Regions from separate parts of the Mus musculus genome. Here regions 2, 3, 4, 5, 6 and 7 are each linked to region 1. A link is a loop called in an ENCODE intact Hi-C map of the cell type or tissue named here. Cell type or tissue: left cerebral cortex. All regions are shown on one strand. Each heading gives the region's core, and the rest is flanking DNA. Links, peaks and the distances in the headings are about the cores only.

Evidence for each region. A loop is a pair of places that touch in the nucleus more often than their neighbours do. Peaks named below come from ENCODE experiments on the same cell type or tissue, not always from the same donor. Only the 100,000 strongest peaks of a DNase experiment are listed, where the experiment ranks them.
Region 2: a loop joins it to region 1, with 5 times the contacts of the local background. A loop is called at or near these places in 14 of 42 quality-filtered maps.
Region 3: a loop joins it to region 1, with 5 times the contacts of the local background. A loop is called at or near these places in 5 of 42 quality-filtered maps.
Region 4: it touches region 1 in a loop (5-fold over the local background); 8 of 42 quality-filtered maps call a loop at or near these places.
Region 5: it touches region 1 in a loop (5-fold over the local background); 5 of 42 quality-filtered maps call a loop at or near these places.
Region 6: it touches region 1 in a loop (7-fold over the local background); 30 of 42 quality-filtered maps call a loop at or near these places.
Region 7: a loop joins it to region 1, with 2.8 times the contacts of the local background. A loop is called at or near these places in 8 of 42 quality-filtered maps.

The regions. Positions count from the first base shown.
Region 1 is chr7:135,485,104-135,489,680 of GRCm38, reverse strand. It overlaps Gm36356 (predicted gene, 36356), which reads right to left and starts at 3,760. Exons shown (of 8, transcript NR_166608.1): 1 at 3,518-3,760; 2 at 2,639-2,969; 3 at 1,185-1,352; 4 at 1-58. In left cerebral cortex, for the core only: CTCF peaks have their summits at 1,308 (motif pointing left), 2,028 (motif pointing right) and 3,690; DNase peaks (open chromatin) are centred at 2,041 and 3,740.
Region 2 is chr7:135,629,506-135,634,082 of GRCm38, reverse strand. All of the region lies in intron 2 of Ptpre (protein tyrosine phosphatase, receptor type, E), which reads right to left. Among named protein-coding and RNA genes, the nearest start is that of 5830432E09Rik, 21 kb to the left of the region's middle. In left cerebral cortex, for the core only: a CTCF peak has its summit at 2,083 (motif pointing right); DNase peaks (open chromatin) are centred at 1,052, 2,090 and 2,926.
Region 3 is chr7:133,681,918-133,686,494 of GRCm38, reverse strand. Uros (uroporphyrinogen III synthase) reads left to right here. Exons shown (of 10, transcript NM_009479.3): 10 at 1-140. Among named protein-coding and RNA genes, the nearest start is that of Mmp21, 4.1 kb to the right of the region's middle. In left cerebral cortex, for the core only: a CTCF peak has its summit at 2,169 (motif pointing left); no DNase peak of the experiment used is centred there.
Region 4 is chr7:133,666,820-133,671,396 of GRCm38, reverse strand. Edrf1 (erythroid differentiation regulatory factor 1) reads right to left here. Exons shown (of 25, transcript NM_178115.4): 24 at 3,706-3,857; 25 at 1-31. Among named protein-coding and RNA genes, the nearest start is that of Mmp21, 11 kb to the left of the region's middle. In left cerebral cortex, for the core only: CTCF peaks have their summits at 1,979 and 2,178 (motif pointing left); a DNase peak (open chromatin) is centred at 2,138.
Region 5 is chr7:133,803,628-133,808,204 of GRCm38, reverse strand. All of the region lies in intron 1 of Fank1 (fibronectin type 3 and ankyrin repeat domains 1), which reads right to left. Among named protein-coding and RNA genes, the nearest start is that of Fank1, 29 kb to the right of the region's middle. In left cerebral cortex, for the core only: a CTCF peak has its summit at 2,392 (motif pointing left); a DNase peak (open chromatin) is centred at 2,388.
Region 6 is chr7:135,401,680-135,406,256 of GRCm38, reverse strand. No RefSeq gene overlaps it. Among named protein-coding and RNA genes, the nearest start is that of Gm36062, 4.5 kb to the right of the region's middle. In left cerebral cortex, for the core only: a CTCF peak has its summit at 2,647 (motif pointing left); a DNase peak (open chromatin) is centred at 2,637.
Region 7 is chr7:135,667,152-135,671,728 of GRCm38, reverse strand. It overlaps Ptpre (protein tyrosine phosphatase, receptor type, E), which reads right to left. Exons shown (of 21, transcript NM_011212.3): 11 at 4,059-4,178; 12 at 2,569-2,732; 13 at 1,872-2,007; 14 at 881-1,030; 15 at 528-621. Among named protein-coding and RNA genes, the nearest start is that of 5830432E09Rik, 17 kb to the right of the region's middle. In left cerebral cortex, for the core only: a CTCF peak has its summit at 2,150 (motif pointing right); a DNase peak (open chromatin) is centred at 2,177.

The DNA.
Region 1 (4,577 bases), core at 177-4,176:
GCTGGAGTTGTCACAGAGAAAGGAGCTTCAGTTGTGGGAATGCCTCCATGAGATCCAGCTGAAAGGCATTGTCTCAATTAGCGATCAAGGGTGGGAGGGCCTATTGTGGGTAGTGCCATCCCTGGGCTGGCAGTCTTGGGTTCTATAAGAAAGCAAGCTGAGCAAGCCCAGGGGAAGCAAGCCAGTAAGTAACATCCCTCCATGGCCTCTGCATCAGCTCCTGCTTCCTGACCTGCCTGAGTTCCAATCCTGACTTCCTTTGGTGATGAACAGCAATGCGGAAAGTGTAAGCTTCCACTTGCTTCTTGGTCACATCTTTTGTGCAGGAATAGGAACCCTGACTAAGACACCTACATTCCTTAATTAGACCCTCAACTGTGCTAAATAAGGTCAATGAGTTATTGCCTCACAAGTTGGATTTGGGTGGAGTTGTGCTCTGGTCTGTCATTGGTACCTTGCCTCCCCAAGATTGGCCTATAGGCAAGTCTAAGAGTAAATTTTCTTGGCTTATGTTCATGTGGGAGGGTCTAGCCCACTGTTCGTGGTGCCATCTCTGGACTGATGGTCTTGGGTTGAATAATAAAGCAGGCTGAGCTAGCCACAAGGAACAAGCAAGGGAGCAGCACACTTGGGTGGCTCCTGCTCCTGCTCCTGCTTCCAGGTTCCTGTCTTGCGGTCCTGCCCCCCTTCCCCCTTCATGATAGTCTGTAACTGATGAAATAAAGCCTTTCTTCACCAAGTTGTTTTTCGTCGTGGTGTTTTATCACATAACAGAAAAGCCATCTAGGACAGTACCATATCTGGGGTGTGTGGACATTTGTTCACATTTACCCAGGAAAACTTCACTCAACAGACACCATTGGGAATGCAAAGGTGCTGGTGACTAGCTTTCAATATGAGATTTCTTACTGTCTGATGTTAACCTGGGAACTGCTGGAAGCCTGTCCGTCCTGGTGATAATTGACAGAGCTTTAAGGAACTATTGGCGTCTCTTCCAAGGAGAGAGTTGAGGATTGTCGGTGTCTGTACTCAACCAATGTCCATGGGCCCCAGTTCTTCTGGTTTCAGTTTCCTTATTTGTAAGCTAGACTTCTGTTGTAGGCTAGAGTTCAAAACACAGACCCCCCCGTCCCCCCTCCCCAAACACAGCCACTGTCCATGGTGTTCTCTGGAACCAGCCTTACTCAGCCATGTGTGCATTGCCAATAGTTGTTTCCATGTGCCAGAGAAGCACCTGAGAGATCAGATGTGAGAGATCAGATGGTCCAAGAGTGCCTGGGAGATGCCCGGGAGCACTGCCTCCTGGTGGCCACTTCAGGAACTGAGGAATGGTGAGTGAACCCAGCAATTACCTATGGAAATACAGTGTGCCTGGGCTGTATAGCCTGAGACCTGGAATAATGTTAAACACCCTTGTGATACTATGATTCATCCCGTGTGGCCTGCAGCACACTTGCATAGAGTCCTAGGCAGCCCGTTCTACGCCTCCCACTCCCCCACCCTTATTAACGACTTGAACACAATCTCTGCAGTACCACAACAGACCATCTGATCACCAAGACAGCTGCTCAGATAAGTACCAGCTGGAGAACACACACAGTGGGGATACACTGGATAGAGAGGCTAATGCGATTTCATCTTGCTATTTGAGCAATGTGCAATTTAAAACGCATGACCTGCTCATCCCTGTAATTTTTCCATTCTGTATTTACAGGGCACAAATGAGAAAGGGTATGTGAGCATGTGGAAAGCTAGCCCACCATGGATAAGGTGGGATCGCTGGACTCTCATCTCTTAGACACTGTTCCCATCATGAGTCTGGGTAGCTGCTTCTATTAGAATTGATTTTGAAATGTAGAGACTAGGTGGGTGATTTTCTGTGTGGATTTCACTTTGGGGTTTGCTGCAAACTTGCACATTGATTCTGGCAGATGAGGACACCCCTGGAGAGTCCACAGGGCCTCTCAGAGTTCACATTTCGGCTTGGAACTTGTCCCTCCCAAGAGGCAAAAGTGTGTTTCCAGGAGCTACCAGTAGAGAGCAGCAGAGGCCGTTAAATGCGTTGCTGCAGTTGGCAGAGAGCTCAGGGAGGGAATGGGTCATCCCCTGTTAAGTGGGTGATCTTCTGTGGTTTGGAGGTGCACTTCTCCAAGCAGCTTTGTCCATGAGGTTCCCTAAATTCTCACAGTCACCCTCACATGTGCACACCAGGAATCACCAGGTTAAAGGAGCGCTAATCCCATTCATTTGTGGGTTTTACGTGTATTCGTGCATGCAGGCCCTTCTGTTGATAGTGGCCCCCATAGTCATGTATTTTTTCTTAAATCCTTTTAAAAATCAAAGTCAATATGTTTTCATGGCTCCCAAGTATAGCAATCCCTCTGCCTTATGTATCTCCCATGCAACCCTGGGCTTCCCTCTCATGAAGCCTTCCCTCTAGTGGCCTCCTCGCTGTGTGTATGTACTTGGCATTCTGCCTGCGTGTCCAGGCACACACATCCCCACTGTGCAGACACTAGGAGGTCCTGGGGCCAAAGCCTTTTTACAGAGCACAGTGGACACACTGAAGACATTGCTTCCCACGAAGCCATGTCACCTCAGACTGACACACACTCTTCTAGGTGGCTTAAAGACTCACTTTGATGCAATGGCTCCTGAGTTCTGTGGGCTTGGCTTCACAGCCTTGGGTTGTCCTCGGCTACATTGCCTTGATCAATGCTCTATCAGCATCCGTTGATGGCTCATTCTGCTGATGCTGCCTGTCCTGTAACTTTCTCCCCACCTGAGGAGAAGTGGGGGAGAGGCAGGGTCTATTTCTTCTATTTCAGTGTGGTGTCTTCTGCCAGACACAGCCTCCTTTCAGCTTCACGCAGGGTCTTGGACATCTTCAAAGAGACTGACATCACCCGTCCTGCTGTGATGATGATCTGTAACTGCACGGGAGTACTGAACCAGGTCCTTCATAAGGTCTGCTAACAAAAGGCTTAGAAGGACGAGCCATTCCTCTCTCACTTCAGCTGCACCCCAATCACCGTGACACCCCCTCTTTTTCTGAAGCCACTCCCTCCCTGACCCCTTTACGCTATCTAAGGCAGACTCCAGGCTCTCTTGTCAAACCTCTAATTCCCCTCCTGCAATTGCTTCTTCCTTCCCAAGAGCATGTTGGTCTGACCCTGCTGCTCCAAAGGCCGCAGGAATCGTTGTTGCTGCTATTATGCTGACCTTGTCTGCCAGACTTCCAGCTTCTTAGTCCAGCCTCTCCCTAGTGGCTTGAGTCCCCCCCACCCACTTTTCCAATCCTAACACTACTATTCCTTTTAGGGCTCCTTTTCTCACCCTCCTATCCCGCCTCTACCGCTCTCCCAGGCTTCCTTTCTGTCTGCAGCGATGGTAGCCATCTCCATTCCATTGCCCAACCCACCAGCTGGCCAGCCAACATCCAGCCTTGAAGGCCTGAGATCGCCTCTGCTCTCCCTGGTCAGCTCCCAGAAAGCTGGTCCCCTTGCCAAGGCCTCACCTGTGCCATCTGGATAGAGAAGGGACAGGAAGTGGTCTCGACTCAGTGACACTTCACAGACTGCACCCCAGATTCTTGCAAAGCATCCTTGCGAGCTCTGAAGGCTTGGCAGTGAGCTTCTGTTGGGTTTGGCCTGCTCCCTTGGTCCCTCTTCCTCGGCATCCTTTGCTGTGAGCAACCACAGCGGGGCGCCACGAGATCTGCCAACCCCACCTCTGACTGCTTGCTGAGTAGCACTCTGTGCACAGGCCTTTGGAGGCCCTTTGAGTGGCAGCTGCCAAGCTTGCCCGCTGGCTGCTTCAGCTATCTGGATGAGTGGATTCTTTGCTCTCCCTGTGTAGAGCCGTTCCCAGCCAGAGCTCCCCTGCCCCCAAGGCAGCTGCTTCTAAATTGAGATGTAAAAGTTAATTGTTTTATTGGACTAAAAAGAAAAGAGCAGCGGCAGCAGGCCGGCAGGAAGGGCTGAGAGCTGTTGTTCGCTAATTTATTTTAAACTCAGTTTTAATTTGGTATTGACTGTCCAGTCCCGGGCTCTGGGGGGTGGGGGTGGAGGTGGGGGTGGGGGGCATCTGCCCGGGGTTCCTTGAGGCTGGTAGGCTAGAGGCAGCAGGCTCCTCGGGTTTGAAACTAATTTGTCTTTGAAAGGAAACACTCAGCAGGACACTCAAGAGGTTTCTAGAGTATAAGGTTTTGAAGGGTGGGTCTTTCCAGCTCTGAAAGGCTGCTGGGGTGAGGGCAGGTGGACTGGCTTACCTTCCTGTGGTAGAGACTGTTCCCATTTCTAGCAACCAGCTTCCTTCCAGGACCTGGGGTAGGATCTCCCTGGCTCCCTCCCACTCTTTGATGGGATTATAGGGACCCCAGGTACCACCCCCCATCCTTTGATGGGATTAAGGCGGTTTGGAAAGGATTCATCTCCTCTAATGAGCCCCAGCCTTCCCAGCCTTTGACGGACGTTCCTGGTGCTGCTCCAGGGGCAAACTTTTTGGAATAATCTCCCTCGGGCCTCTGCTGAGCTTCTTTTCAGGGAAGAGTGTTCACAGGTTTCTAGTTCTTGGCT
Region 2 (4,577 bases), core at 261-4,260, 140 kb before region 1:
ATATGAGGTCACTCAACTATTTAATGGCACCGAGTGTGGTTGCTCCACCCCCTTTACAATTCAGGTTACTGAGCAAGGCACATCAGATCACATGGTAGATAAACAATAGAAACTCCTTAGAGTTTTAGGATTTCCAAACCCTAAATCTGTCAGCAGGTTCAGTGTCTAGAGAGAATCTATTTCCTGGCTCTTAGATGGCTCTGCCTCCTAATTTTGAATTCTGTCAAACTCCTTTCTGGATCTGGCTCATAATGCTGCTCTAACAGAGAATCCATGGATTGTGTGTGTACCCAGTTGTAGACCATTTGCCAAATATGTGCAAGATCCCAGGTTTATTCTCCATCATCATAAAAAAAAGCAAGACCAAAGAAATACAAACAGAATTCTCCCTCCATTTCTAGATGATCACGAGTCCTCTACCAGATATCCTCCCTATTATTTGTACAAATTGAATTCTGCAGGACAGCTCTGCACTCATGGTCATAGTGATTAGGATTTCGGGGAGGACGTCCTCTTGCCTCCCTGGGCCCCAGGCCATTGTAAGGCTGCATAGTCGGAGAAAAAGAATTCTTGAGAATGAGATTGGGGGTGGGGTGGTGAGAGAGTGTGTTAGTTCCAGGGTTACATTTCATTTTATTGACGTTCTGTTGGCAAACTACAATCAGCACCATATAATTATAGAAAATTATAACAGCAGCACAGCAGAGAACCCAAAAGCTACCCCTTGGGAATATTAATAAGTAGACACTCTACTCTTTAGTAGAAAATGCACACCAATTTCATAAAATGGCTGGCTTTCACACTGGGAAGCATCACGGAGCTCATGCATTTTTAAAGAAATGCTGATTTTAGTGTGACCAGGAGATGGTAATAGGGATTGTTCTTTATTTGCCCAGGATGTGTTTATTCATTGGTTCAACAGGTGTTTTCCATACCATGGAAGGAGTCTAGTTTACCTGGCAAGGCTAGACAAACATGCTCACTTTAAATGTTTCTATTCTAACTGGGACAGGTGGGGGCGCTCTCTGATAGATGACTTCAGTGAGTATGAGGTATTCCTGCCCCACCCCCTTGCACCACCTAAATAGACTGGGTGCTGGAGAAGCCATGGTGATTACGTTTGCATCCTCAGCTTCAAGGCACTCCTGGGTGCATGAAATACTGCTCTTCCAAGTCTGTCATGTCGGAGGCATGCCCGCATGGCTCCCGAGCTGAGCCGAGAGTCAGATGGTCAACAGATGGCTTGCCTGGAGAAAGCCTTCCTAAGGTCAGGGGCCCTCACCAGTCCTACCTTGGGGGACAGAACGATGTCCTTGATGTTCTATTTGCTGTTGAGCCAGGATGAACAGCAATATGGAATGCTATTACTATTCATCACAGGGTGATACTGTTCTGGATCTCGCAAGCCAAGGGCAGGCAGAAGTTATGTTATTGCCTTGTGAGGCAGGTGTTGAACTCCAGAGAGGTTTGATGTACAAGCAGCCTTGAGCATCTTAGTGTCTTAAGTCAGCCTGCCAGTACACCGAGGACAGGGAGACAGATGGGTGAGGCAGACACCTGGGCTCAGTACCTGTCACTCTGTAAGTTGCCTGTCTCTCAGACACACTACCTTCCATAATCTGAGGCTCTGTGGTCTGAGACCCCGTGCCAACCTTAGGATGCATGGGAGAACCCAGGTGAGCCCTGTTCATGATCCGCTCTGAGCCAGCAACAGGACAGTCCCCCTGCATATTACACACATGGTCATGGCACATCTCTGTCCCAGTTCTTCTGGGGGCACCCACAGCTGAGAACCTCCTGAAACTGGGTTCCAGCATGAAGACACATGAGTGGGAGAGGGGACTCGGAAAGCTCACTGCCCAGTGGGCCAGACACATGATAGGAAAGTGCTGGCTGTTGGAGAGGAAACTGATGGGTGTCCGAGAAGGTGATTTTACGTGATTAAGGCATTATTGGTTAACATTTTATGGTCTCTGCTCAGCTTAGTACCTGAACTTGAAAGCCTTCTAGATTCGGGATTCAGGAGCTCTTTATGCACTCTCAACACTTGAAGCTAGAGGGCAAATGCTGAAGATGACCAGCAGATGGCGCCACTGGAAAGTGACAGAAATATTGACCCACATCAACCTGCTGCTGCCAGATCAGAGCTCAGCCTTCCTAACTCAGTGTGTCCCCAGAGGTCACCCTCTGACCAGCATTTCAGCAGATTCACTTTATAAATGTGTTTTCTGGCCCATCACTTCCTGAATAACGACCACAGCAATGCTGTGACAAACTTCTCAAATCCTCCATTCACACACTGGTGAAGCGATTAATTAGGAATTAGCCTTCTAAGGCACATCTGAATTCCCCCTAGCAGGCCCCTCACCCCTCATGTTCTCACTTTCAATTCAATTCTACGATCCGTGGGTCCCTCATTTCTCCCTCAGTCAAGAAATTTAACAGTCCAGTGAAAGTCCCTTGGCTGAAAGAGCTGGGAGGAAATTACCCATCAAACGGCATGGCCCATTCAGGACACTGGCTCTCTTCCCACAGCATCGATTCTTCCATACATATTGAAATCAATTATCCTGGAGACTGTAACTCGCAGTGCATACATATACATATACATATACATATACATATACATATACATATACACACACACACACACACACACACACACACACACACACACACACACATATGTATCCGGGAAGCACTAAAGGTGAGGTGGCAGTGGCTCTGGGGAAACCTGCGTTCACCTGCCGGCTGCTTAATGAATCTGCTATTGGCTATTTAACACGCCGACAGCCACGGGGAGAAAAACTGTTGGCAACCTAGCCTCTTCCCAGATGTGGAGATGGTGCCTATTCTTCACTGAGTGGGCAGCCTTGTTATTTCTCAGCCAAGGGAAAGGGCTAGTTCCCAGCCAAGCCTTCTCTGCAGAGCCAGGCACGTGGCGAGAACCTGGATTCCAAGTCCCTTGGCTTTTCCATTTCCCAACTGCAAGAGCAGCTTGGGCAAATGCTGTGAATTGGGGAGCTCGGTCTAGGGGAACACTGATGACATGAATGAGTGAGGCCAGTTGTACTGAGCAAATGCCAGGGGCTAAAGGGGCTGGGGACGTCATGCCACATTGTCAGCCTGCAGGGGACTTCACATCTGGGGACTGACCAGAGGACTTACAGAATGGGTGAATGAATGAATGAAATAATGAATGCCCCCCCTGCCCCTGTACTGTAATGTGCGCTATCAACAGAGTGATCATTTCTTTCTCTTTTTTCATTAGATATTTTCTTCATTTATATTTCAAAAGTCCCCTATACCCTCTCCCCGCCCTGCTCCCCAACCCACCCACTCCTGCTTCCTGGCCCTGGCATTCCTGTACTGGGGCATATCATCTTTGCAGGACCAAGGTCCTCTCTTCCCAATGATGGCCGACTAGGCCATCCTCTGCTACATATGCAGCTAGAGACACAAGCTCTGGGGGGTACTGGTTAGTTCATATTGTTGTTCCCCTTAAGGGTTGCAGACCCCTTCAACTCCTTGGGTACTTTCTCTAGCTCCTCCATTGGGGGCTCTGTGTTCCATCCAATAGATGACTATGAGCATCCACTTCTGTGTTTGCCAGGCACTGGCATAGCCTCACAAGAGACAGCTTTATTAGGGTCCTGTCAGCAAATCTTGCTGGCATATGCAATAGTGTCTGGGTTTGGTGGTTGTTTATGGCATGGATCCCCGGGTGGGGCAGTCTCTGGATGGCCCATCCTTCCGTCTCAGCTCCGAACTTTGTCTCTGAAACTCCTTCCATGGGTATTTTGTTCCCTATTCTAAGAAGGAACGAAATATCCACACTTTGGTCTTCCCTGTTTGCTTGGACTGTTGGCTCATGGCTATGGCTGAGTATGGCCCAACCTTCTCTGTTTCACCAAGGGTTTGGGGAGCCAAACACAGGGTCCCTTTGACTATGTGCTGTCAGAGAAGTGGGAGGGAAATTCTGTTGTCTTTATAGGGAAAATTTCCCACCAAGTAAATAACCTTTACTACTTCAATAATAATAGTTAGAAGATTAAGGAATTGAGGATTCCTAAGTTTAAACCAGCAACTTCCTACCATGGCTGCTGTCTCTGCAGCTGCTCATTGGAGATTCGTGGATCTCAAAAATTTAAGATACCAGCTGCCATCCCTAAGCTGAGTGGCCTTGGACCAGCGTTGTCTCTCTCTGGATAAGTAAAGCGAGCAAGTGGAGCCTAAACTCTTATGTCTCCAGGAAGTTAGAGAGGTGAGGGAAGCCCTTGGTGCAGCAGCCCTGATTCCTGCTAGGATGGTCACGTGGACAGAGTCACTACTCAGGAACTAGCTCACCAACTCTCTGGAATGAACTGAGACACTGCTCCCTGCTGTTGACGATGGACCTTTCTGGAATGTAAACAAACACTTTGAAACGAATTCACCTCAAAGGTGACCAAAGTGAAGGCTGTGTCATCCATTTTACTTTTGTTTCTTTTTGTGTCTGCTGGTGCTGAGGGAGGACCTACATTTGGGGGAGGATCTACACTTGTAGTTCCAAGGACAAAAACTCCCAGAACAAGCAG
Region 3 (4,577 bases), core at 169-4,168, 1.8 Mb after region 1:
GTTCTCAGTGCAAAGTGGTGTTCTGGGACAACAGAACATCATAGGCTCTCTGATGCTGACCTGATAAGAATGATAAATCGCTATGTGTGAAGTAGATTTAGTCATCATAAATTAAATAAATAAATAAATAATAAATAGGACTGATCTGAGTATGGTAGCACACTCATCAACCCAGCACTGCAAGAATGGAGACAACAGTCATGAATTTAAGGTCAGCCAGGACCATATAGTGAGACACTCTAGGCTATATCTAAAAATTTAAAAAAAAAAAAAAAGACTTAAAAGTTCTGGCCTTTGGGGAGGGGGGCTGTGGATAATTATACTTTAAATACAGAGATTTCTTTTTTATCTCATTCTGAAACATAACTGCAGCATATCTATCAAACTGGCTGCTTCTGGACTGTGTGTGCACATGCACTGTGTGTGTGTGTGTGTGTGTGTGTGTGTGTGTGTATGTGTGTGTGTGTGTGCACATGCACTGTGTGTGTGTGTGTGCACATGCACTGTGTGTGTGTGTGTGCACATGCACTGTGTGTATGTGTGTGTGCACATGCACTGTGTGTGTGTGTATGTGTGCACATGCACTGTGTGTGTGTGTGTGCACATGCACTGTGTGTGTGTGTGTGTGCACATGCACTGTGTGTGTATATGTGTGCACATGCACTGTGTGTGTGTGTGTGCACATGTACTGTGTGTGTGTGTGTGTGCACATGCACTGTGTGTGTGTGTGTGCACATGCACTGTGTGTGTGTGTGTGCACATGCACTGTGTGTGTGTATGTGTGCACATGCACTGTGTGTGTGTGTGTATGTGTGTGTGCACATGCACTGTGTGTGTGCACATGCACTGTGTGTGTGTGTGTGTGTGCACATGCACTGTGTGCGTGTGTATGTGTATGTGTGTGTGTGTGTGTGTGCACATGCACTGTGTGTGTGTGTGTGTGTGTGTGTGTGTGTGTGTGTGTGTGTGTGTGTGTGTTAGAAATATAGCGGGCTGGAGAGATGGCTCAGCGGGTAAACAGCACTGACTGCTCTTCCAAAGGTCCTGAGTTCAAATCTCAGCTACCACATGGTGGCTCACAGCCATCTGTAATGGGATCTGACTCCCTTTTCTGGCGTGTCTGAAGACGGCAACAGTATACTTATTTATAATAATAAATAAATCTTTGGGCCTGAGCGAGCGGGGCTGACCAGAGCAAGCAGAGGTCCTAAATTCAATTCCCAATAACCACATGAAGGCTCACAACCATCTGTGCAGCTACAGAGTACTCATATACATAAATAAATCTTTAAAAAAAGAAAAAGAAATGTAGTGCCCTGCAGAAAAGCTCTGAAAACTGTGTCCCCAGACTGTTTCTACTAGGTAATCCTGGACTAGATTGAGCTGCATTGAGAAAACCTGTGTTTGTCTTTTAGCAGCTCGTGGGCCGGTGGTAGGGAAGGTGGCTGTGTACTCATGCAGCTGACTTCATGGAAGGCCAGGTTGGAAGGCGTCTTCGCTTATGTGCACACCATGCCCAGCCCGATGCAGGAAGCCTTACACATGTGATCTGATCCTCTCTCAGAGCAGCTCTGAAACTCTGAGCCACCTCACCATCATCCACCACAGAAGAGGAAGAAGGGTCTAGTGCCGTGGCTTAGTGCTGTGGTTTGGGCATGGTTTGGAGTGTGTCCCTCTAAGTTTGATATGGTAGGTTCTTAATCCCCAGATGTTCATGGAATCTTTAATCTTTATAGGGCTAGCAAGTTGTCAGAGCCTCAGTGGAGTGAAGGCCTTGATGCCAACTTTATAACTAAGTTCTGTCTCTGGAATCCACGGGGTGGAAGGTGAGAACTGACTCCCACAGGTCGTCCTCTGACCCCGACACATGGTGTGGTGCTAAATAAATAAGTGTTAATTAGAGGTTACTCAATGGTTCCGAGCATGTTTTGCTCTTTCAGAGGACCAAGGTCAGTTCCCAGCACCCGTGGCAAGCAGCTCACACCCACCTGTAACTACAGCTCCAGGAACTCTGACTCCCCCTCCACAGAGACATATACACATAGCCTTTAAAAGGAAATAAACCTTAAAAAAAGATGGAAGCTGGGCTGGAGAGGTGGCTCAAAGATTAAGAGCACTGGCTCAATTGCCTGCAGCCACATGGTGGCTCATAACCATCTGTAATGGGATCTGGTGCCCTCTTCTGGCCAGCAGGCATACATGCAGGCAGAATGCTGTATACATAATAAATACATCTTAAAAAGAGAAGAAGAGGTAAAAGCGGGGTGGTGGTGGCGCACGTCTTTAATCCTAGCTCTCGAGAGGCAGAGGCAGGCAGGTCCCTGTGAGTTCAAGGTCATCCTGGACTACAAAGCGAGTTCCAGGACAGCCAGGGCCACACACAGAAACCCTGTCTGGAAAAACCAAAGTGGGAGGAGGGAGAGAGGGAGAAGGGGCCTGGTAGGAAGGGAATGGGGAAGTGTGGCTTCTGGCTTCCTACCTTAAGATATGACCCTTATTCCTAAACATGCTGCAGTCACTGCTGCTGGCCACGAAGTGATGATACAACTAATGGGGAGGAGAAGAGCTTACAGGGACGTGAATGCCATTTGGAACTCCTGTCAGGGCCACAGGAGCTACACAAGAACAGAAGTGCTTCATCCATGGCGGGGGGGTGCAGCTGCAAGCCGCCGTGGTTGTTTTGCATGAGATCTTAGAACCCATCTCAGACTCTGATTTGAAAGTGATGGTGATTCCCCTACAGGCTTTACAGCAGGCAGGGAGAAAACAATCACAGGGGGGTAAGAAGGCTCAGCCTGATTTGTTTGTAACCAGTGCTGGACCAGGACTTCTAGAGTCTGGCCCAGATCATTTTACTTTAGCCATATTTAAGCATAGCACAAGGTTGTCCTGGCTCCTAAGATTACACTTAGGCCATTGTAAAGCACAGGTGGCATTATTTATAAGAATGGGTTTTATGGTCTAAAAGCAATATTCATGATTTAGAGGAAGGGGTCTGGGATAGGTAAAAACATCAATTGTGGGGCATTTGGGCAGAGCCCTTCTCATCAGACAGCGAAGGATCACCAAGTTGTAACCCTGCATCATTCCTGAGCGGATACACACCTCATTTCAGTGGAGAGGTAAGCTGTGTGTTTAACTTCCCTGGTTCGTTCTCTCTCTCTCTCTCTCTCTCTCTCTCTCTCTCTCTCTGTCTGTCTCTCTTTCTCTCTCCACAAGCATGATAGTCAGTGCTAGGGATGCTGGAAGCACCTTCGCATTCAGCTTCTCGGGTACTATGCAGGAGCCTCGGGCCAGCAGCTGTGCTGACTGAGCGCTCCCTCTGGCAGACACTATCTCGGATTACAACGCTATTCCACCACACAAGAAATAGGGAGCTTGTGCCACAGCAGACTGACTGTGTGGAACTGAGGTGCACTGGGACAGGAACCCTGTGCACAGGCTGCTGTGCCAGCAGTGCCAGCTGGCCTTAACAGTCAACTTTGAGACCAGCAAAATGGCTCAATGAGTAAAGGCCCTGCCATGCAAACCTGGCAACCTGAGTTTGATTCACTTAGGACAGACCGAGAGAAGGGATACCCAGAGTTGCCCTGTGAGCTTCACACTCACACCAAACACATAGTGCACATGTGGACACACACATCCTAAAAAAGTTCACTTCATTCCTGCGCCTTTGGCCAAGGCAAAACTGTGAGGAACAAAACCTTTGTGTAAATTAAATTCCCAGAGGAAAACCTTGTTTAGTGCAATACTGTACCACAGGACCAAGTTTCCTCCCAGAAAACTCAGTGAACAGATTTCTGTTCCATTTTTAAATGATTTGCCAGTCTGTGGTGGTACATGCCTTTAATTCCAGCACTTGGAAGGCAGAGGCAGGCAGATCTCTGAGTTTGAGGCCAGCCTGGGCTACAGAGTGAGTTCAAGGACAGCCAAGGCTACACAGAGAAACCTTGGGGAACATGATTTATATCTCATGTGCTTTGGTGTTTTGCCTACATGTATGTCTGTGTGAGGGTGTCAGATCCCCTGGGACTGGAGTTAAAGATAGCTGTGAGCTGCCATGTGGGTGCTGAGAATTGAACCCAGGTCCTCTGGAAGTTAAGAGCAGCCAGTGCTCTTAACTCCTGAGCCTTCACTCCAGCCCTCTATTCCCTTTTTTTCCTCCCATTGTTTTCAAGGCTGGCTGTAGCAGGAAACCTAATAGACACCGATGTATCTAGGGTAAACATTAGAATGAAATAGTTGGTTTTCACTGCATCTAGGGTAGACACCAGAATGAAAAGTTGTTTCCTAGAAATACTCTGGTCTTGACGAAATCGTTGTAGGAAAACACGATTGTTTTCTGTTTGTTATCTATAGGGTTGCTTTTCTGAAGGAGCTTAAAGCCTTCACACAACATTGGTCACAAATGGCCTCGGCACACCTGACATATCGTGCATTATTGAGCGCTGCAAACAGTGCACAGAAAGGACTAATGTTTCAGGGGAGTGAGGTTTTCCTTCAGGAAACAGATTAGGTTAGGGGCTTTGGGATGAGGGACTTGTTTTACCTCCCTGCGCCCCCCCAAAAGAACCCCA
Region 4 (4,577 bases), core at 198-4,197, 1.8 Mb after region 1:
TTGGAGGACTATGTCTTCTTCAGCGTTACTGCTGAGGTTAAAAACAAACAGGTGAGGGAATAGAGGGAGGGGCTGGAAACAACAGGCACTTCTTAGAGTATCTGACTTATCTATGGCTGTTGAGTAAACCAGAGAAAGACCCCTGCCTTCCCAGCAGAGGCACTGGAAAAAGGCACTGGGAGCAGTCACAAAAACATGGTCAAAGAATATGTCATGGAGAAAGTTGAGTGGGAGCTGGGGCTGATCAAGCATGGAGCAACTACATGGCCCCTCTACTCAGCAACAAGTGCCAATCTAAACTGGCAGCTGAGCTCTGCTCACAGACTCCTGCCTCAGCTTCTTACAACTTGTGTAGATCACGCCCTTCTTAACCTACTGTCACCCACTGAACTGAAGTTACTATCTACAGTCTCCACATGTCAAACAGATCGTTTTCCTCTTAATATAATTAGCTGGTTTACCTTATCTACCATTTTACTAAACTAAATACTTAATGTTTATATCTGGCTAAGGACCGTCCATGATGTTACAGATTTCTTCTCTGTACTACAGCACAGGGCTTCATGATCCTCAGATGTTTATAGCTTTTCATCTCAAATCCTAAAGCCTCTGAAATGTCATGGTGCCACTCTGCTAGAGCAGTGAATGCTAAAGGGCGTGTTATGAACAGCTCGATTCTTAATCCAAAGTGAAATAACTCCCCTGAAATGTAATAAACAAAATGTGTATCTTGTCCAACCTACACAGTTGTCATACTATGAAGCACACTCAACAGCTTCAACAAGAAAAATAACCCTGGGACTGGAGAGATGGCTCAGCAGTTAAGAGCACTGACTCTTCTTCCAGAGGTCCTGAGTTCAATTTCCAGCAACCACATGGTGGTTCACAACCATCTGTAACAGGATCTGATACCCTCTTCTGGTGTGTCTGAAGACTGCTACAGAATACTCATATACATAAAAATAAATCTTAAAAAAAAAAAGAAAAAAGAAAATTAATCCTAATTTTCTTAAAGCTCACTTTAATTTCTGAGAACCTAAGTTAAGCTTTTCAATTATTAAGCCCACTTTCTTATTTTGCCTCAGGCTAATGGGGAGAAACAGCAGTCAAAATAAACTACTAATGTTCCTTTCTGTTAAGGTCACATTCTGATTTCCTTTTCTCTTAAAGAACACAGCTAGGTCTGCTTTATCAACAGTAAACTTGCTAGCTGTTTTTACCGACCACGAATGAAACACAACAGAAAGTCCCGACTCAGCAACCACAGTGACCTGCCTCCAACCTGCAGAGGGCTGTGTTCCTTTCGGTCAATAAACCTGAACGCACAGATCAGCTCCTACGACATTTGGCTTGCATGAAAACTTTAGATTAAAAATTTCTTCAAGGGCTGGTGAGATGGCTCAGCAGGTAAGAGTACCCGACTGCTCTTCCGTAGGTCCGGAGTTCAAATCCCAGCAACCACATGGTGGCTCACAACCATCCGTAATGAGATCTGACTCCCTCTTCTGGTGTGTCTGAAGACAGCTACAGTGTACTTACATAGAATAAATAATAAATAAATCTTTAAAAAAAATTTCTTCAATAATCCAGGTGTGGTGGTATATATCTTTAATCTCAGCACTTAGGAGACAGAGGCAGGTAGATCTCTGAGTTTGAGGCCAGCGTGGTCTAACCTAGTGAGTTCCAGAATAGCCAGGGCTACACAGAGAAATCAAAAACATCATTTCTTCAACACTAATAACCTGGTTGGAAATAAAAATTACATAAGCCATACATAGAACTATTGTGATAAAACATCAAGGGCTGGTGAGATGGCTCAGTGGGTAAGAGCACCCGACTGCTCTTCCGAAGGTCTAGAGGTCAAATCCCAGCAACCACATGGTGGCTCACAACCATCCGTAAGGAGATCTGATGACCTCTTCTGGAGTGTCTGAAGACAGCTACAGTGTACTTACATATAATAAATATTAAAAAAAAAACATCAAAAGACTGAAACTGTCAGTCAATCACCCAAACCACTAATCTGGAAAAAAAAATCACTAAATTAGCTCACAGGATCCTACATACATACATACATACACACACACACACACACACACACACACACACACACACACACACACACACTGCCACCTTGTGGACACCAATAAATGTTACAAACCTACCTGCAGTTAAGTTTTTAGGCAGTAAAAGCTAAGAATCTCTCTTCTCCACTGTGTGTTATTTACTCTGCTTTCTGGTGCACTAAACTGCAGTGAACATACCAAACCACCTTGCTGCGTACTTGAGACTTCCTCCAGTAAAAGTTCTCCTCAGAAGGATAAGTTTGAAGACTGAGGTATGCACAAAACAAATAAATCATGGAATTTTCCACTTAATATTTTGGGCTAGAACTGACCAAAGTAAAAAACATCAGAGGAGGAACTTTAGCTGAGGGCATCTACTTCGTTGGAACTTGGATCCTGTGCTATACAGAAGGTTGCAGTTTAAGAAGAAATTCTCAACTGCAGCTCTGTTCAAGATATAAAAAATGAACTCAATGGAATACCTGGCAGGTGAAACCTCTCAGGCAGACCAAGCCAGCCTCTGCTGTCCTAACGGATGTCCAGTTTTCAACACTCCTGAACAAATATCCGTACAGGCAAGAAATAACAGCTAAGCTGGGCAGAGATGATAGTGAGGGGTTTCTTCATGGGCTTGAAACGACCATTAATGAGAGAGGCACTAAGAGAAAACTCCAAAATTGTACAAGATCAGATTGCTTAACATCACCAAGAAGCAATTTGTGGAGTGATGGACTTTGTTGCAACATGGTTGTGGTGGACAGAAATTTTTGGAATGCTAAATAAACGTTGTCAAAGCTCATAACACCGAGTCACAAAACGAAAATTACTTTATCTGTACCCCAAGATAAAATGGTAAGACAGATTTAACTAGAAACAATGATGTACGTGGGTGCATTTTCTTTGACTTTTATCTGTTTTTCATTTTCTGTAATATGGGCTAGACTGCACTTGTGTTTGTATATCATGCTCCTGATGTAGAACTTTGTACTCAATTTCAAGTTAATGATGCCAAAGAACAGCTCTGGTGAAACAGCACACACATCAGCCGAGGCACCTGGCTGTGCACCCGACCACCCATCTCCCTCCTACTACCCAGCTTCAGACGCCCTAACTTTCTTTTTGGAGACAGGGTTTCTCTGTGTAGCCCTGGCTGTCCTGGAACTCACTCTGTAGACCAGGCTGGCCTCGAACTCAGAAATCCACCTGCCTCTGCCTCCCTAGTGCTGGGATTAAAGGTGTGCACCTTTATATCCACATCATAGTCCCCAATTCACATTAAAAACATGTTTGCAAGTGCTACTACAAACAACTTAGGGTCTTCACTCCACGGCTACTTGTCTCTCCATGACTATGCAGTAGGCACATGGTCATGATTCTTACCTAACAAGGAATAGTACTTAAAAATCTCATTATGGATGGTTGTGAGCCACCATGTAGTTGCTGGGATTGGAACTCAGGACCTTCAGAAGAGCAGTCAGTGCTCTTAATCGCTGAGCCATTTCTCCAGCCTCAAATTTTGCATTTTCTACATACAACATAAACAATACAACCTGTTCTTTTTATCAATAGCAGGAACTCAAGTTCTTTTTATAGGTGAGGAGTTAGCAAAGAAGGTTCAATAAATAACCAAGTAATTTACCTCATTTTCCTTTTAGATGACGACATCAGTTTGATGGATTGAAGGAGAAGGAATGACAGACGAGATTCAAATATACTAAGGAGTTTGATCACTTCTTCTCGATTAAGATTAGGTGAAGAATCAGCAGCCGGTGTAGCCTCATCATTCTTGGGCTAAAAACAGCACAAAGTTACTTTACCTAACCTGTCCTCCTCCCATGTTTCATATACAGTGAAGGCTAAGCAGCCTCTTCAAATCCAGTTTACAGAATCATAAACAGGAAGCAGACCCAAAAGCTCCCTGATAAAGATACAGTAAGGCCCCACACCTAAGAAATACTGACATAAAAGAAATGAATCCTATGTGGAATTTCATGACTTCCCAGCATTGACTGTTTGCTACAGAAGCAACATGGAAACAGGTACTGCCTAGCCAGGACCCACCATGGACAGAAGAGGTGGCAGAAGCCTGGGGCACACTCAGCAGAAATGCTGGACTATGCTGCAGAGTTATGGAGCAAATGCTTCCGGGCAGTCAGCTGGGACTGAGAGCAGAGCGCTCCCTGCTCTTGGAAAGCAAAGGCAAAGACACCTTCAAATAGAAAAACAACCTTACAAGGCTTTGAAACTTCTAACAGGTCTCTCTGTAACTATGCTCATTAAAGACTGAAGTCAGTAATGCAATCATGCAAACACAGCTGCTGTGCTTTGAGGCTCCTGTGTGGTGTGTGGCCGTGAACTGATGAACTTGGGACATGGGAAGGTAACTGGACCACTGGGCTCCAGTGTTTTCAATGCTGCCTCTGGAGAGTGTATCAGGTAAGTGTAAACTAAAGTTCCCAGGGGTTGGGTAGGTGAGTGTGGGACCTGCATGTGTGTTAAAGATTCTACAAG
Region 5 (4,577 bases), core at 286-4,285, 1.7 Mb after region 1:
CAAAAATCAAACATAAGTGGATCAGAATACCAAGTATCCATCATGACACAGAGAGACCCAACTTCACACACCCCTCTGAGGAAGGCATGAACTGCAGTTTTGAACAACTCTTTGGAACTATCTAACCACAGATAGCTACATACAAACTGCATCCATCCATAATTACACTTTTAGGAACTTATTCAGTGGGAATGTGTACTAAGAGACATTACTGGAAGGCTCATGAAAGTTGTATTCATCAGAGGCCCACACTGTAAACTACTGAGATGTGCACGGACACCCACATCCTGGTCTGTTCTCACAATGGAATTAGCATGGAGAGAGAAGAATCTTCAGCTATTCACAATGGCAGAGATGGATTGCCTAACATCAGTGCTGGGGAGAAACCACATGTGAACAAGAAGGTGTCACACTGATCTGCTTACAAAACAGTCAGAACCAGGCAGCCTAATACACACTGTTGGAAGTGATCACTAGTTATTCTTGCTGGGTGGAGGTGGGCTCTGGAGTGAACCTGAGGTGGCGTCTGAGGTTAATCTGAATTTGGAGCAGATAGGCAGGTTGATTTGTAAAAATTCTTCAGGCCACATAAAATATGCACATTTTCCTATGTGTATAGTTTACTTCTTTAAAAAGCATGCTCTAAATTTCAGTTATGGAAAAAAAAAAAGGTCAAAATCACTCAATTCAACTAATACCTAAAGGCAAATGGACAGACAATCATGGAATCCAGGGTGACTGGTTTTAATTTTTAAATGTTGCTCATAATCACAGCCTTCTGGACTCTGGTGTGTGGACTTCATAATTAGTATGTGCATCTATTCTGAATTTCTATTTATCATACCATAACTGTGTCTCCATGTACTTTATGAAAGGTAAAAGGGATGAGCCAGGAAAATGGTCCTCACGTCCCCAGGGTGTGAAAGCCCCCCTCAAGCCTGCCTCTGACAGAGAGATGCAGAGGCCTCATGAACTGCGCAGATGCAGACCTGTGATGAGAAATGCTGTGAGAAAATTATGTAAGAAGTCAAACAACTTCAGACAGAAGAAAGGAAGTTTACTAACTAGGCTACTGGGAAAACAAAAACACCTTCCTGCCCGAATCACAGAAGTTATTGCTAAAGTGTTACACAAAACTCCATATGACAGGCAGCCAAAATACGTGTGAGAAAAAAAAAGTTAAAATGTATTAGACTGCCAGAAAATACTATTTTATTTTGTGACACTTGTGGTATTTGTTGGTTTTATATTCTTAATTAGTTATACTTTTTGTCATTATTGATAAAATTCACTATCATAATCAATTTTGTGTTTGCAGTTTACACTTGAAAAAAGCAAAAGAATTGCTTCAAAGAACGCAAACTTTTGTCTTGCTCCTGAAAAGGATTTAAGTTCATTTAAATCTTTGATCTTCTTTAGTGTGTTAAATACAATATGACAGGGTGTGCTCCCTATAGGGAGATGTATAAGTGCTATACACCAGAAAGTTACCTTAAGGACATCCATTGGCTTTTATCCCTTCTTCTGGTGGGCATCAAGGGATGTTGGGCTCAGTGCTGAGCAGTGGTGACCGTGTGATCACAGACGTGGCGCCCAGACTTTCATGAAGCTATAGCTCCATGAGGCAAAGTTGTGAATCTAACAAGCACCCAGCACACACACAACAAACCACAGTCACACAGCCAAGGAAGAGGGCTGTACTGCCGGGGAACCCAGGGTGCCTCTCTGCAAAGGAGAAATGACCTGCACTTGGGTGTCTGCTGATGTAGATATCTCAAACAAGCAAGCAAACAAAAACAAACAAACAAACAAAAAAGCAAAACCAGGAGGAAAGCTCTGCCACATCCCCAGGGATGATGCAGAGTCCAGGGATGAAGACAGCTGTGTCTGAACCCAGCTAGACTCCAACTCTGAGCACTCCTAGAGGAGGAGCCAAAGCCGTGCCAGTGCAGCTAGGCTCAGACAGTGCATCTGCCTGTAAGGAGCCAACTCTTCCAAGCAGCAATAACTAGCCATTCCAACAACAAATCGTTGATGCCGGCGAGTGGGAGTGTAAATTGTGAAGACAGACTGAGATGGAGCCCTGGCAAGTCCCATCCTAGCTACCTTTGCAATTTCTCTTCTGTGTTTAGCAAAGAGAGGTTAAGGGTATCTAAGAGGAGGAAGCTGGGTGAGTGAACGATAAAGTATGGGTGCCTGCTCAGAGTTGAGTGCCCAGGCCTGCATAAATAGACCCTTCTCCTGGCCTTCCTCCACCTTTCCCAGTCCTTTCTCTGTTCCTTCCCCCTTGGTCCTGACACATTCTTCACTCTCAGGGATTCTGCCCTGGCTCAGTCCCTAGGACTAGCCAGACATCTTAAGCCTTCACTTGCTTGACCAACACTGCCACCTACTGCCCAAGGCTGGACTCCCTTAGCACCCTGCTCATCCCAGCCCTCGAAACAGGTAGATTCATAACAATGTGTGTCTTGGAATAGATGTATGTATGTTAAACTGCAAGGAAAAGCCACATAACTAAACAACGTACTTTTCAATTACAGGAAGTTTTCCTACTGCAGAAAAGAATCCCCTTAGAGAAGCGACTAACAGACTAAAACTTTAAACACAGCGGGACTTTAACTTTTCAACTGTAGCTCATCCTATTAACATTAACTATCTGACTTTTCCCTCAGATTATAAGCATGTCTGGAGGAGGGCCTGTGCTTTATCATGCTTGCTTATTTCTAGAACCAAACAAAATCCAGATAAACTAACTAATGGATCAGTGTGGAGAGCCAGAAGCACAGCCATATATATATATATATGGTGTGTGATGTGCAATAAAAAGAAAAGTGAACAACAGTAGTCACTTTAATGAAGGCCACATCAACTCAATGGTACTATTTTTAAATTTTACTTTATATTTAATGCATGTTCCAGATAAACAGTAAAATAACTTGGAGTGTACACACACACACACATACTGCTAACAAAACTTTACTTATTAATCAACTGTGTAAATTCAAACTCTTTTGAAACACAATTTTATGATGTAGCCTGGCTAGCCTGGAACTCACTATGTAGACCAGGTTGGCCTTGAACTTATAGAAAAACCACAGCCCTCTCCCTCTAGAGTGCAGGGATTAAAAGTGTATGTCACCAAAAGAAACCTTAGGAATGAAAATGAAAGCTGGAGAGATGGCTCAGAGGTTAAGTGGCTGCTTTTTTAGAGGACCGGGATTCAGTTCCCAGTAGCCACTTGGAGGCTCACAACAAACTACAACTCCAGTTCCATGGGGGATCTGACGCCCTCTACTGATCTCTACAGGCACTGTACACATATGTTGCACAGACGTACATGCAGGCAAAACATTCATACACATCCATTAAATGCCTTTTTTTTTTTAAGAATGAAAACACAAGCCACCAAGTAGGGGAAAACATAAACAAAAGACTTTGGCTCAGATTATGTTTAAGAAATCTTAGAAAGCAATGATAATCTAACACCAGGCAAGACAATAAAAAAGTTAGACAAGAACCATGAGCAATCCTCTCCCCAAGAAACATAGTCAAGTGACTGGTATTAGAATATATGGAAATGTGTTTGGTCTAATTAGGTGTTAGGAAATTGCAAACACAAGCTGGGCAGTGGTGGCGCACACCGTTAATCCCAGCACTTGGGAGGCAAAGGCAGGTAGATTTCTGAGTTCAAGGCCAGCCTGGTCTATAGAGTGAGTTCCAGGATAGCCAGGGCTACAGAGAAACCCTGTCTTGAAAAAAAAAAGGAAATTGCAAACACTAGGAGATACTGCCTCCTACCCACCACAATGACCAGAGCTTTAAGAAGGTGATACAACAGGAAGAGAGCAGCTGAGACGCCCCTCAGAACTGTTGCAGACACAGAGAACTGAGACACTGTCCTAAGACCAAAGAGCAAGCTTCACAAAACACATCACGCAAGCAAGTCAATGGAAGCACTGGCATGGGGACCAAAAAGCCACGACTGTAGAGAATTGCTTACAACAGACCCAAATGGAATAGCCCAAATGTGGATCAGGCAGGACAAACCACACCACACCGTGGTACGACAGTAAAATGGAGCCTCCAGACACTCAACCACAGTGCCACACAAAGGCAGAGTGGCAGGAAAGGAGAATTTGTCTGTGGGTAACGAGTTGGGGTAGAAGTAGGTATGCATGGGGACACTCGCCTCAGAGCAGAGGCTCATGGGTCTACATGATTTTAGGCCATCCTGGTGTACATAGTGAGCAGCAAGATGGCCAGAGTTACATAGACAGACCCTGGCTTCACTCTTGGTCAGTCATGTGTCCCTATCATATAACCCTTTCTTTAACATTCAATGAAGTCACCTACAAAGAACTTTTCCCTGTTTTACTTCAAATCAGTCTGCTTGCCTCTGTCAGCTCCCATTGTTCCTGCCTCCATTAGAAGACCTGGTCAGCACTGTCACTCCTAAGACCCTAAAATAAAATTATTTTACCATTTCATAGCTTGACTGGGACTCAGAACCCAGAACTAAACAGACAAAGAATGGTACACTTTAACGGAGAAAACTAAACAAAACTATCCCTTGGAGA
Region 6 (4,577 bases), core at 170-4,169, 83 kb after region 1:
CCCTCCTTCTCTGATGCCCAAGCCTGACGCCTGTCTTCACAGTAATAGCTTTCTGAGCTTTCAGCAGGCTGGACCCCAGTGACTCTCAGTGGATGAAGAACAGTCATTTTTGGGAAAATGCTTTAACACCTGAATCATCTTTGAGGAACCCTGATGAGAATTTTTCGAAGAGAAAAATATGTCTAAGAGAGAACTCACAGGGCTGAGAGCATGCCCTGCTGAGTCTCAGGGCAGGACAACAGCCCTGGGCCCCTTTTCAAGCTCTTACCCTTTTGAAGTGACCCACTACCTACCTTGTGGACACTACCTACCTTCCAGACATCCCCCACCAAACACAAGCCCAACTATAGGTATGCCCACACCTGCAGCTGTGCCCACACCTGCAGCTGCACCTACACCTGCAGATGTACTCACACCTGCAGCTGCACCCACACCTGCAGTTGTACACACACTGGCAGCTGTACTCACACCTGTTGCTGCTGTTACCACCCCTTTCACCCGCCAAGCCTCTCCTGTGGGCAGCAGTGGTGTGCAACATAGAGGCACTGAGGTGTGGCTCTGTGGCCAGTGGCCACACTTAGGCTTCTCAGACACTAGGGATCCAGCTGGAGGAACTCAATCACTGGAGACATGTCTTTGGAGAAGGGGGTGCCTTGATTTGTCTTTGTTTCCTGTCCACTATGAGGTGAACAGTCTTTGCCTCCCTCCACTTCTACCACCATGCAGTATGACATTATGCCTGAGCTTGTGGAGCCAAAGATGGGTTGAAGCCCCTGAAACTCTGAACCAAGACAAGTCTTTCCCTTTCTAAGTTGTTCTCTTAGGTTTTGAGATACAAAAGTAATATGTTTAGTTAAACACTTGGCTGTTCATACATGTTAAACTCTAATCCAAATATGCTATCTACCTACCTATCTATCTATCTATCTATCTATCCATCCATCCATCCTTCTTTCTATCTATCTATCTATCTATCTATCTATCTATCTATCTATCTATCTATCTTTTATCTATCACTAGGGACTGAACTCAGGACCTTTCATGTGCTAGGCAGGCACTCTGGCCTGACCACATACATTCTTGATATAAAACTGAAGAATGATTTTGCCTTGGTCTGCTTTTTTCTCAATGTCCTTTTACTAGGGAAACATTGGCCAGGATTTAAGTATAGATCATTTAACTAATTTCAAGACTTGTTTTTCTTTTGTGTATTCTAACTTTTATTCTAAAAAAAAGTTCCAAACATAAGATTAAAACTCAAAAATACTAATTATTTTTGGCTTTATTCTGTAGCAATCAGTGCCCATCAAAAACAAAACAAACAAAATGACCTTGTCCTACATAGTCCCAACCTTGCCATCACGGCTAGCAAGTTAACAGCAATCCCTTAATGTTATACAAAGCAGCAAATATTTAAAATTCTCAGATTATCCCTAAATTAATTTTTGACCTTTATGTTTCCAGATCAGAATGCAGTGTGTGCATGGTTTTGTGTACACTGCTCTGGATTTTGACCCGTGCCTTAAGTTCTAGAACAGTCCCTGCCTCCCACTCCCGGCATTTTATATAAATTTATATAAATTCTGGGGTAAGTGCTGTACACTGAGTGTGGAGAGAGGCCCACATATGAGCCTATCGGGTGCTTCTTCTCCTTGTAACACTTCATATATTGCTGAGTCTCCAGCATCCCACAAATGCTGGAAGACAGGACTGACAAAGCTGGCCTGAGAGGTAGCAGGAAAGCTGCTAATGTTTGCCACACAGAAAAGCACAGGCTGCAGTGTAAGAGGCTGGGAACCTAGTGTAAAGAGGCTCGTTTCAAAGTGGCCACGGCCGTGGCCCACTTTATAAACCATAAGGGGTATGTTTCAGCCTGCTTTGGGATTGGTTGCTATGTATCAACTTTTCTTAAATTAAGGAAAACTGTTGGTTGATTTTCTGTAATTAAATTTTACTAATTTACACTGACAAGGACATGACGCTTGCATTTCATATTTCAGTTGTGGTGAGAAACCAGTGTTTTGGGGAAAATTAGAATCATGTAGGTTCAATTAAGGAGTCACAGTCAGTGGGTCTTTGGTGTACCTAAGCTGTGGTCTTTTCATCTTTCCGACCAGCTCTGAAGTTCTGATTGAATCAAGGTTAAATGGTTTCCTGTCAGTCATTCTGCTGTGGAGTGACGAGAAGCGGTGAGGCTGGACCACTGTCCCTGACGTGGAGCTTGGTCGTGGACTTGAAGGGGTGATGGCAGCTGGGCTCCAAGATGGCACGTGGGCTTGTACAATTTCAGTCCACTCAAGTGTATCTGGGTTGGGTTAACTACTGCCTATGTGATCTGGGATGAGTTAACTCAGCCTCTCAGTTTCTTCCACTTTAGGCAAGAGGAGTCAGCCCCCAGCCCCCAGCCCTCAGCCTCATCCCCAGGACCAATGAAGCAATTTGTGTGAATTTGATTGCTGGAGCTGGACAGGGGGGCAGTGTTCTAATGCAATTAAGCATGAGTTTTCAAAGGTCACAACAAACGAGAAACCAAGTCCTAGTACTGGAAAGAGAGAGGCTGTCTTCCTTACCCTCCAGAGTAAGTCCAAGGGGACCTCTTTCCTCCAGGGAGATGCCTGCCTGTCATTATGTGGTTGTGGCGCCATCTAGTGGTAGATGACAGTCTGCTTAGAGAGGAGAAGCGACGATTGGTGTTAACTTCATGCCTTCCTTATTAAAGGTGTATGCAGAATGCATAGACATCGATAAAGATAACTTTGAATGAAATTTATTTTAAAGATACAGCCTTTCTTCTCTGGACTTAGTTAATAAAAAGTAAAGAATCCCCACAAAACAAGCTTGTTTACTAAGAAGTCTTCTTTGGTATTTTTTTCTTAAAACTTGAATATTAATTTTTGTGACATGTGTGTGATATTTTTAACACACACACACACACACACACACACACACACACACACACGCTGGTATCACAGCTGTGTGTCACCATCCCCAGACAATAAGGGTTTTCTGTAGCACTGGGAATGAAACCCCAGACCTTTCACACTCCAGGCAAATGCCCTGCCACTGAGCTACACCTCAGCCCTTGAGCCTTCTGGAGTTTTAGTTTTCAATCAATAACATTTACCTCACCTCGAGTCACATGCATCCGAAGCATAAAGAAGTTCTGGGGGTCTTCTGCAACATATTCTGAGCTTCACAAGGATATGAAAGGTTTTCTTTTGTGAAAGACACTTCTTTGAGAAGTGTGTAAATATTACTCAATCTAGCTTTTAAAAAGTAAAACACTTTACAGATTTGTTTTTATGTGTCTGTGTGGGCTATGGACACACGTACAGGAGCTCGAGAAAGCCAGAGGCATCAGGTCTCCTGGAGCTGTAGGTCCAGGTAGCTATGAGCTGCTGGATCGTGGTGCTGAGAACCAAACCGTAGTCCTCTGCATGAGAAATAAGTGCTCCTAAACACTCAGCCATCTCCACCATCCAAACGAAAAGATAAACTCAACTTTGCCCATCTCACCAGAAGTCTGCTGGAAACTCTACCTTGGTCTGCTTGCGGTTTTCCCTACAGACACTGGTGTGGTCAGTCATGTGGATCAGAGCTGGGCACCTCTTAAAAATAGGTTCCAAGTGTTGTGCCAGGGGTTGTCCAACTACTCACCGCTACGTTTGTCATGGTAGGGTCATTCTGTGCCTTCTTATTCTTCTGGCTTAAGAACCTTCAGAAGAAGCTGGGGTCCCATAAAGGCTTTGGGTTGCAGAGGTCTCATACCAGGCTGGAGGCAGCGAGAGAGCTCTTGTTTCTGAGGGATGCTCTAGCTAGACATGGCAACTGGGTTCCAATTCAAGAGAGCAGAGGGGGTGTGGGAGCAGGCGACTGCAGCAGCTCCTGTCGTGTTGACTGGTAAGAGTGGATGTCTTCTTGCATGGGTGGCAGCCTGCTCTGCCCTGGGAAACAGGAGCAGCATGCTGCAAGGGTCCTGGGCGTGCTGGCTCTAGCAGAGGTGTGGAGCTTTAGCAATGCCTAATACCTCCATCATCCCCTGCATCCAGCTCTTACTATAATTTCATAAGTTAATGTCTGTCAAACACCCCTTCTTGTGACCCCTGAAGCAGTCTGTCTTCCTAATGGGACACCAACTGATGTGCTCAGAAATCCAGTAGGTGTGAGTGAGCTCTGGGTTAGCTCACTGATGCTGTCTCGATGGTCCTCAAGGCTAGACCCTAAACCATCACTAAGGACAGGAGAGCAGGACACACATTTTTTTCCCCACGTGCTTGGAACTTTTGAACACCTGTTGTGGTTGTTTCAGTGAGGTTTCCCACAGTCACTTCTTTAACTGGAGACCACAGGACTCAGTCAATCTCTAAGCTATGAACACCTCCCCTCCCCCCACTTTAAGTTGCCACACCAGTCACTGGTGAGTGGTCAATTCACAAGTCCCATGCCTGTGAACTCAGGAGGTGATTTCCAGGAGAAAGGAGATCTCTTCCCTGCCCCCACCCCAGCTCTCTTTAGTCGGGTTCCCTTACTCCTGACTGCATACAGCTTAGGGGCCTTTTCTCTCTTCAAGGCATGAC
Region 7 (4,577 bases), core at 436-4,435, 180 kb before region 1:
GCAGATGTGGGTTCCTGCTGACTATGGGTCTTTGCCTCAGTTATCCTGGTCCTCAATGGAAGACTAGAATTGACTCTACCTCAGGCTAAGTGTTATGAAATTTCCAAGGCAAGTTCTCCCCACCCCACCCCTCACCCCACACTCCAAGGGCTCAGCAGAATTCACCTTTGGTCTGATTTAGTTCTTTTTATGTATATATTCTTGGCCATGCAACTCACTTCCCACTGTGTAAGGGAGAAGGGGTCTCCAGAGAGCGCTAGTGAGGTCCCAGGTCTCATCTGAGGCAAGCTTTTCAGGTCCCAGGGAACCCTCCCTATACAGAAGCTCTGGTGTCTTGCGTTTGAGCTATATTCTAGGTACCACTTGAGACCCTATGGGTCCATGGAGATCCCTCAGAGTGCCCCCAGGAGAGTCCTTTCTTCCTAGCTTCGGACACAGCTCCAAGTCACCCAGAGGCGCTTGCCCCCTAGCATGATGTACGAAGGTAGGTGGTCCAGGGCATGAGGCCCACATGCCCACTGCCTTACATGGAATGATCTGGATGACGCGGGCCTTCTTCATGTTGGCAGGCAGGTTGCCCGTCCTCATGTTCTCCTTCATGATTCGCACGTTGGTCAGCTTCTGCAGCCAAGGAATGTAGTTAGAGCCAAACATGACAGACAGACCTGCAGCAGGAGACCTGCTCCCAAGTTTGCCTCCAGAAGTCGCCTTGATATTGGAAGATGAAGTGATCCTACATGTAGCTTCCCTAAGAGCTAACAACCTGATACCCACCAAACTTTCTGAGCTCAGGAGGCGTCATTTAAGTTGGCACCATTTTCCTTGGCTCCCCAGGCCCTCTCAGCCCCTCAGGGTGTGGAAGTTGCTTTGCAGCACTCACCCTGAACTCTTCCTCCAGCCCGATCTTGTCAAAATGGGTGGCTGTGCTATGGAGCGTCTGCAGGTGCCTCTCCAGGGAGGACACATCCAGCTCTGTGTCCCCATAGAGGTAGTATTCCAGTAAGGCTTGGTAGATGAATGTATACTGAACCTGTAGGGAGACAGGGGGTGCCACTCAAGACTGCCCCATCGCTGGTAAAGCAAGGCCGAGGAGCAAGAGTGATCATGTGGACTGGTCGTCTAGGGTAAAATAAGATGACAGTAATGACCACTACCTCCGAGGGCTCCAGGGGCTATGTCAGCTGCTTAGAATCACCACCATGGCATATGAACATGCTAAGGATCAGGGTCACCAGCCTTTGTGACTCCATGGGAGGTAATGACAGAGTGGGAGGTATACCAGGTCTGACAATGGGCATGCTCATAGCCTGTGGCCACCTGCCTATTAAAACCCATCTGACCAGCAGGAGAGGATGTGCCTAATCCTGCAGAGACTTGATGCACCAGGGTTGTGGGTGGGTGGGATTCTAGCAGGGCGGACCTGGGAGGGCCCAGAGGTGAAGGGGAGGGGGAATGAGAGGAGAGACTCTGTGAGGAGGGATGGGATGAAGCATTTGAGATATAAATAAATAAATAAATAAAACCAATAACAGCAAAACCCAGACCTGCAAGCGGGGCCTGGTGGCAATAGTTCAAAATTCCAGTTATTTGGAAAGCTGAGACATAAAGAGGATATGTTCAAGGGCTGCCCAAGCTACAGAGCCAGGTCAAAAGCAGGCTGGGCTACTCACTAAGACTGAGTTCCAGGAAGTAAAGGGGTGGCTGAGATTACAGCTCAGTGGTAGAATCTATCCGCATGACAGACCAGGTGCAAAACAACAACAACAACAACACACAGTCAAAAAATATTTTTAAATGGGCCTGTGGAGTGGTGCGAAGGCACCTGAGTGCTCTGTGATGCTTAGGCCAGGGCAGAAAGAGGTGCCACTCACATCCGTCTGGACCATCTGAGGGCGCTGATTGCGGATTCTAGACACAAACTCAAAGACGTCAACCTTCTGCTCCGAGTGTATCATGTCCATCATGGCATCGATCACAATGAAGGTGCCAGTCCGACCCACGCCCGCGCTTCAGGGAGGAGAAAGATGCCACCTCGTGAGTCACATTCCCCTGAAGTAAATGGCAAGCCTGGGAAGATGCCTGAACCTGGGGGACAAAGGACACAGCCTAGGGCAAAATTAAGGAGGGTGCAACTTGGAAGAACAAGGAGCAAATCTATGCATAGCCACTAGAGGGCACTGCTGCTCTGGTTATTTATCTCAGGACTAGAGACACTGAAGGGGTGTGTGTGTGTGTGTGTGTGTGTGTGTGTCCCCTGCTATGGGAACTAAACGATCCTTGAGGTACCAGGTAGAGCAGAGGGCAAGGTCAGTGGACTTGCCCAGAGCTCCCATGCCAGCCATCAACCTGGGCCTTGTCAGCCTTCAAGAGTTTTACATATTGGGGGTCTGTCCAGACACCACTGGGGCAGGTACCCCAGAGACCAAGAGGGGCTAGAATTCCTTTCTCCACACGCAACTTTGGGTATAGCTGCTTCAAAACTTCATTCCCCCCAGCCCTAGCTCTGCCCACCCCACCACTGCCGCACTGGCCATTCCCCACACTGTGGCTGGCCCCTCCCTGACATACCTACAGTGAACCACAATGGGCCCAGCATGTGAGGGGTTGAGTGTCTTCACTTTCTTCAGGAACTTGAGCATCCCGATGGGGGTAAACGGCACCCCGAAGTCAGGCCAGCTGGTGAAGTGCAGCTGTGAGACCAGCCGCGGGGCTTTGCAGCTGTCTGGGAGTTGCTGTAAGGGATGAGGGGGAAGTGAGAGATGGGAGGTGGAACTGTTTAGCATCTCCTTCCGAAGGACAGTGGGGCTCATGCCAGGTCAGCGGCTGCAAACACAGAGAACCCTGGAATGCAGGGGTACCATACCCGATGTGACAATACACAGCTCTTGGCTGGCAAAGGGCTTTTGCAGCTGGCTATACCAGGCCAGGATCCCAGTAGCCACATATCCCCAAAGCTGGTCTTAATGCTCACACACTCCAGCTGTGAGGCAGACCTGCCTGCTCCATCTACACAGTCCCACCTGACTTGTGGCGACCTGAGTCACTGCCAGCATATTTAAGTCTCAAAGAGTCAGCGTGGGAAGGAAGAATGAAGGGTCAGCCTACACACTGGAGACCTCCAGACCCTCCCTCCCAGATTCTCCAAGCCTTTGCAGCATGCATGGTTCTCCTGCTCCTGATGGTGGAAGATGACAATACCAGTGTGTTTAGAAGTAAGGTGTGTGTGTGTGTGTGTGTGTGTGTGTGTGTGTGTGTGTGTGTGTATTCTCTGTATGGAAGCAAGGGATAACAATTTTGGGATGCCTCAGGCACATATTCTACCATTAGGCTAGGCCCCTCAGTCCATCCTTTCAAAACCTTCTGCGGTGGCTTCTAGACACTTCTTTCAGATTTTTGCAACTTAATTTTACCAACCGCTCTACATTTTATTCCTAATAAAAACAGCCTGTCTCTGTGGTCTTCATTTCCTCTGCTTTGTTCTCGAGCATTTTGATCGAAGGCTGCCTCGAAATGAGCATGAAAGATACTGGGGGAGAGTCTGAACCTAATTTTTGACACCATTATAAAACAATTCTGTCACCAGACATGGCGACTCATGTCTTTCATCCCAACACTTGGGAGGCAGAGGCAGGTGGATCTATGAAAGTCAGCAGCCAGCATGTTCTACACAGGAAGTTCCAGACCTCCATGGATCACATAGTGAGAGCTTGTCACTAGGAGTAGCTCAGTGGCGCAGTGCCTGCTTGGTGCAGTGGGAAAGCCCCCAACCCCCATTGAATCCTCTACCACTCCAGCTGGCTCACCCACCTTCTGGGGAGGCCCAGGACAGTGGCTGGGAGTCAAAGCATCCAGCCCTCTGCAGATTCGGGTCCTTGATCCACTAACCCTGTCCCCAGTCTGTCACAGGATCCAGCCCTGCAACCACAGCCTCTGTGAGAGTTCCTGCCATGCTATGAGTGGGTCAAGGTGGGGCAGCTGTTCTCACTGTAAAGCCCCACCCCCACCCCCACCCCTGCCAACCTCGCTCCCGAGAAGCCAAATAAGACATTCATGTGTACCGGATGGATGCAGAACTTTCGGATCGTGTAATCCACCAGGACCACGCAGTCCTCTACACACACCCGGATGTTGCCGTAGGTCCAACAGCCCTGGTCTGGCCAGTACTGGTAGCACTTCTCCTGTGACGAGCAATTGAAGGAGAATAGTCAAGACACAGTTCGGGATGTGGCATAAGGTCAAATAACCTGTGTCAGCAGTCTGTGTATCATGAGCTGGAAGCATGACTCTGCATGAGTGTGTCTTTTATAAAGGGGGAAGAGAAGCCTCCGAGGTGGCAAATGTGGCTGTGGACCAACCAGAGTGGCTTTGGGGGGAGCATATAGTTATATCTCATTCGCTCACCCCTTCATCTCTCACATCCTATTACGTCAGCCATGACCGTGCATGCTGAAGCCACTTTAGAGTTAGGGAGCCTGACCCTAACGACCATCTGGCTCAAGTGAACCCTGCCTCCACACTTTCAGAATGCCTTCCCTAGGCATTCCCCTGGGCTCCAGCTCTCTGTTCTCCTTCTGATC